Linked DNA regions of Homo sapiens: region 1 is linked to region 2. Evidence: chromatin loops called from intact Hi-C (ENCODE). Cell type or tissue: endothelial cell of umbilical vein. All regions are shown on one strand. Region 1 overlaps HK3 (hexokinase 3). Region 2 holds the start of LOC124901144 (a long non-coding RNA gene).

Region 1 (2,500 bases), 220 kb after region 2:
GCTCAGATTCATTTATCAGATGGGCAAAGTGAAGTTCAGAGAGCTTAAATGACCATGAGTCAGTCACTGAGCTGGACTATACACCCAAGCTCCAAACTGCCAGCCCAAGAGATTGTTCCAGAGCCCTACTGGGTCAGACCAGAGCAATCCCACATCCCCACCGCCAAGGAAACATCCAACCAGAGGAATCAACAGAAGGCAGCAAATTGCCAAGCAGTAGGGGCATGAAAGGGCAGGGCCCTCCTCACCGACAATGAGGCCTATCTCGCAACGGGGGTCCTCATAGCCACAGGACATCATGGTCCCCACCGTGTCATTGACAATGGCAACCACATTCAGCTCCACTGCCTGCACACAAAAGGATGCTGCTAGTTGCTGGGCAACGCGGTCGTCACAGCAACCAGCACTGGACCCAGAGGTCTCTACCGCAGAGGGCTCCCCCCTCAGAAAGTAGGAGACTCTTTGCTCCCCTCAAGGCCTGCCACAGCCCCAAAGCACCCCTAGAACAGGCTCCTACCTGTCTGCGAGTGATGGCTTCCCGCAACAGACTCACGACATCTTGGCCCTCGCAGTCTGATGCCTTGAAACCCTTGGTCCAGTTCAGGAGGATGCCCTGGGGTGAGACCGAGAGGAAGTGGCAGGAAGCTGGAGGCCCCTTCAGGCTCACTCTGCCTCTGCAAAACCTGCATCCATCACAAGCCTAGGCTTTCCACCCTCCCCAAGCACAATTCCTTGCCTACTTTGCTGTATGGTTGAAGGCCTTGCCCTCTGCCCGCTCCCTACTCCCCAGGAGGCTTTCGGTGTGCAAAAACCTATTAATAACCATCTAACCTACATTTTCCATTATTAGTTCCAGACAGTCAGAGGGTCTGGCCATTTTAAGACGTGTGCCCGGAAGGAATGGCCCTTTGTAATTGGGTTAGGAATTAACAGAGCTGGTAAAGTGAGTGCTGTGTGTGAGACAGGGGAGGACAGAGAAGGCTCAGAGGCCCAGATGACAGCAGATCCCACCCTTTCAGAAAGAACTCCAAGTTACTCTAGAGGAAGGAATTCTCAGCTTCAGGGATAGAGCCGTGTCAATGGGCGAGTCACTCATGTGTTCCAAATGCAGGGGCAGGAGGAATGGAAAAGCCAGAACCCAGGCCCCTGGGCAGGATGAAGGCTGAGTGCCCAGATTGTGAGAAAAGGGACTTAAACTTAGTGACACGGGGCTCAACTTTACCTGGAAAGGAATGCTGTTTTCTTAGTGTGCGTCCTCTGAGGGAGGGGGCAGGGGGAGCAGGAATTAGTCTACAGCTGTTGGGAGAAAATTACTGCTTTGCTCAGAGGAGGAGCATGGAGGGTAGGTCAGGAAATCTTTGGGGCAGAAGATTTTAGAAATAGTAAGCAACGTTTTCCTCCAATAATATGTCCTTTTATCCCGTTTTTTATTGTCCTAGGCTCATTGTCTCAAAAACAGAAAGCAGAGAATGTGATAGAGTGAGAGAAAGAACCCGTTTGAGAGAGACCAGATGATGAGTAAGAGCCCTGTGTGGGCTGCTCTCCCTAGAGTGGGGAAGGGGAGGCAAAGGGGGAAGTCAGACCCAGGTTGCTGATGACTTCCTGAGACAGGTGTCCTATGCCCTCCCCACTGGGCTGAACCCCTGTTCAGAAGGGATCTGAGAAATCTGAGAACAGAGGAGGCCTCTGCCCTCCTTCCCCAGATAATGCACAGGAAGGTGTCGAGACTCAAGAGAGGAAGTGGCAGAGGCAAGTGCCCAAAGAGCAGGGCCCGGGGCACCTCCCTGAGTTCCCACATCCCTGCAAATTCTGCACAGCAAAGGCTGCTGCAGAGCCAAAGGGGCTCCTGGGGAAGGCAATCCCCACACTGGTTAAGTTTTCACCCCTGAAAATAATGTGGGCCCAACATTTTTTTTTTAAGATGGAGTCTTGCTCTGTTGCCCAGGCTGGAGTGCAATGGCACAATCTCAGCTCACTGCAACCTCTGCCTCCCGGGTTCAAGTGATTCTCCTGCCTCAGCCTCCCGAGTAGCTGGAATTACAGGCACACACTGCCACGCCCGGCTAATTTTTGTATTTTTAGTAGAGATGGGGTTTCAGCATCTTGGCCAGGCTGGTCTTGAAATCCTGATCTCATGATTCACCCGTCTCAGACTCTCAAAGTGCTGGGATTACAAGCGTGAGCCACCGCGCCCAGCCTTCAGCACAGAAATTAAGTTCAGTTACAGAAAATTAATAAGACTATATTTCTTGCCCCCACCCCGCCCCCCGATTTGCACATGGAGTCTCACCTGCTTCTCACATCTTACAAGGAATAATCAAAAGGACTGAGCAGGCTTAGCCTGGAGCAGAGCAGCCAAGCAGCAAGACTGGCCCACTGCACCATCCAAAGGACCACCGTGTAAAAGAAAGCAGAGTACAGAGTTGCATATCAGGTGGAGTGCGGTGGCTCACGCCTGTAATCCCAGAACTTTGAGAGGCTGAGGTGAGCGGATCACCTG
Region 2 (2,500 bases):
CATTCTTCCATCCATCCACCCACATTCACCATCTACCCGTCCATCCGCTCACCCACACACCCATCCATCCACACGTTCACTCATCCATCCATCAATCATCCACTCACCCACCCACCACCCACCACCCACCTGCCCATTCATTTACATGTCCATCCATCCATCCATCCATCCATCCACTTATCCACCTACTCGCCCATTCATTCACATGTTCACTCATCTATCCATCTATTCACTCATCCATCCACTCACCCACCCTCCCACCTACCCATGCATCCACACATTCACTTATCTATCCATCCACCCACTCTTCATCCATCCATTCATCCACCCACCCACCCATCCATTCATCCAGTCACCCACCCACCCTTCCTCCATCCATTCACCCATCCACCCTTCCTCCATCCATTCACCCATCCACCCTTCCTCCATCCATTCACCCATCCACCCTTCCTCCATCCATTCACTCATCCACCCACCCATCCCTCCATCCATCCATCCATCTTCATCCTCCATCGACTCACTCAGCTATCCACTGCCATTCACTTAGGTAGGCCCTAGCTAGAGGCTGGGGTTACTGAGGCAGCTCAGACCTGCCCCTGCCTTCCCAGAGCCCAGTATCTTGTTGGAGGCAGACAAGGAAGAGTTGCTAATGTGCAATGTATACGTGGTGACAAGGACGTGATGATCACTGCTAAGTGGGGTCTTGGGCTGGCTACAGACAAATTTCCTGTCCCCCAGTAGAACTTAGAGCAGTTCTTTGCACCAAGGGGCTCTTACCCACAGATGATGCAGCTTCTTCAGATATGCAAAAACACAAGGGAGCTTGTAAGACTGTCCATCCCTCTAGGAGGGTCCCTGGGCCTTGGGACCAAGGTCACCTCCCACCGTCTGTTAGGATGAGATGCACACTCATCTGTTAGGTAGGGACAGGTGCATACTGGTAGAGACAGGTGCACACTGTCTGGCAGCCTGGGAGTCCCCTGTCTAACCACAGGAGAGGCTGCCAGCAGCTCCCTGATCAGCTTGGTGGGAGGACATCCTGTGACACCAAGATACCCTACAGAGAGAGCTGGAGGGACAGAGAACACCCAGGCTGGCGAGCTCCTTTATCTCTGGGTGAGGTGGTCATATGGGCTGGAGAGGACGGGCAGGAGCTCCTTCTGGGGAGGCTAAGGCCACAGATGCCTTGGTGGTAGCCACTCCCAGTTACCACCAGAGGGCGCCAAAGTGCCGCCCACGCAGCTCAGCCGGCTCAGCTCGCGGAAGGAGCTCTGTGTAGAGTCATTGGGGCGACCCCTAGGGCCAAGCAAGCCCATGCCATCGTTCCAGAGACCCTGGGCCCACCCCGCTGGTGCCAAATCCAGGCCTTACCACCCTCTGCCCTGTCTTCTCTGGGGAGTGGAGCAAATGATGCTGCCTGCCCACGGGTGCCTCTCTCAGTGCTTACAGGGCCCGAGCCCACTTGCTGGGCTGGGTGGGTGGTGGTGTCCGCCCGATAGAGCTGGAGAAAGGGGTGAGCGTCACTCTCTCTAGGAGGATGACGCAATGTGCTCCACAACCTACACCTCCATTCACTCATTCAGCCAGGGCAGCGGAGCACCCCGTCGCTGCCAGGCACTGCCGCGGGCACTTACGTGAGGGACAAAACAAAGGCCCCACCTCGTGGAACTCACAGCCCAGGCCAGGAAGCAGTCGGCTTTGTCTGCCAAAGGTCAAATATAATGGCAAAAACCGCAACTACTTTTGCACCAACCTACTTAAATCCGCTAGGCTGTTGGGCCGTGCTCCCCTTGACTCTGCCTTCATGGTGGAAAGCAGCTCCGGGTGGGGCTAAGCAGTCTCGTGCGGGGTGTCCCCATCACATCGTACTTGTGGACGCTGACGGCGAACCTCGTGTGATTTTCATGGGTCGTGAATATCATCCTCCTTTTGATTTTCAGCTATTAAACAACAGAAAACCATTTTTGGCTCTTGAGCTCTATAAACACAACTAGCGGGTGGGATCCACCCCGCGGCTGGAGTTTGCAGACCTGGGTCCAGGAAGGAAGGAAGGAGACGGTACACAGTGAACATCATCGCGTGAGCCTGCCCTGCTGCCAGTGGGGACACAGCGGACCAAGCAGGGGTGAGGCAGGGGGCAGGCCTGGCACTAAATGGGGCAGTCGGAGCGGGCCTTGCTGTGAATGCCAGATGGAGCAAAGACCTTTCATTTTAACGGTAACACATTTTTGACAGCACAAGTAAAATAGGAACCCATTCTACTTAGAAAATTGGCTGGGCACAGTGGCTCATGCCTGTAATCCCACACTTTGGGAGGCTGAGGCAGGTGGATCACCTGAGGTCAGGAGTTCGAGACCATGGTCTCACCGTAGAGATATGGTGAAACCCTATCTCTACTAAAAATACAAAAAAAAAAAAAATTAGCCAGGCGTGGTGATGGGCGGCTGTAACCGCAGCTATTCTGGAGGCTGAGGCAGGAGAATCGCTTGAGCCTGGGAGG

What was found. Hi-C counts contacts between places; a loop is a spot of excess contacts. Peaks named below come from ENCODE experiments on the same cell type or tissue, not always from the same donor. Only the 100,000 strongest peaks of a DNase experiment are listed, where the experiment ranks them.
Region 1: a loop joins it to region 2, with 2.2 times the contacts of the local background. A loop is called at or near these places in 2 of 110 quality-filtered maps.

The regions. Positions count from the first base shown.
Region 1 is chr5:176,883,522-176,886,021 of GRCh38, forward strand. It overlaps HK3 (hexokinase 3), which reads right to left. Exons shown (of 19, transcript NM_002115.3): 14 at 518-613; 15 at 249-348. Among named protein-coding and RNA genes, the nearest start is that of HK3, 15 kb to the right of the region's middle. In endothelial cell of umbilical vein, no CTCF peak of the experiment used is centred here; no DNase peak of the experiment used is centred here.
Region 2 is chr5:176,659,764-176,662,263 of GRCh38, forward strand. It overlaps LOC124901144 (a long non-coding RNA gene), which reads left to right and starts at 460. Exons shown (of 2, transcript XR_007059072.1): 1 at 460-2,217. RefSeq lists enhancers at 924-1,183, 993-1,716. In endothelial cell of umbilical vein, a CTCF peak has its summit at 1,214 (motif pointing right); a DNase peak (open chromatin) is centred at 1,228.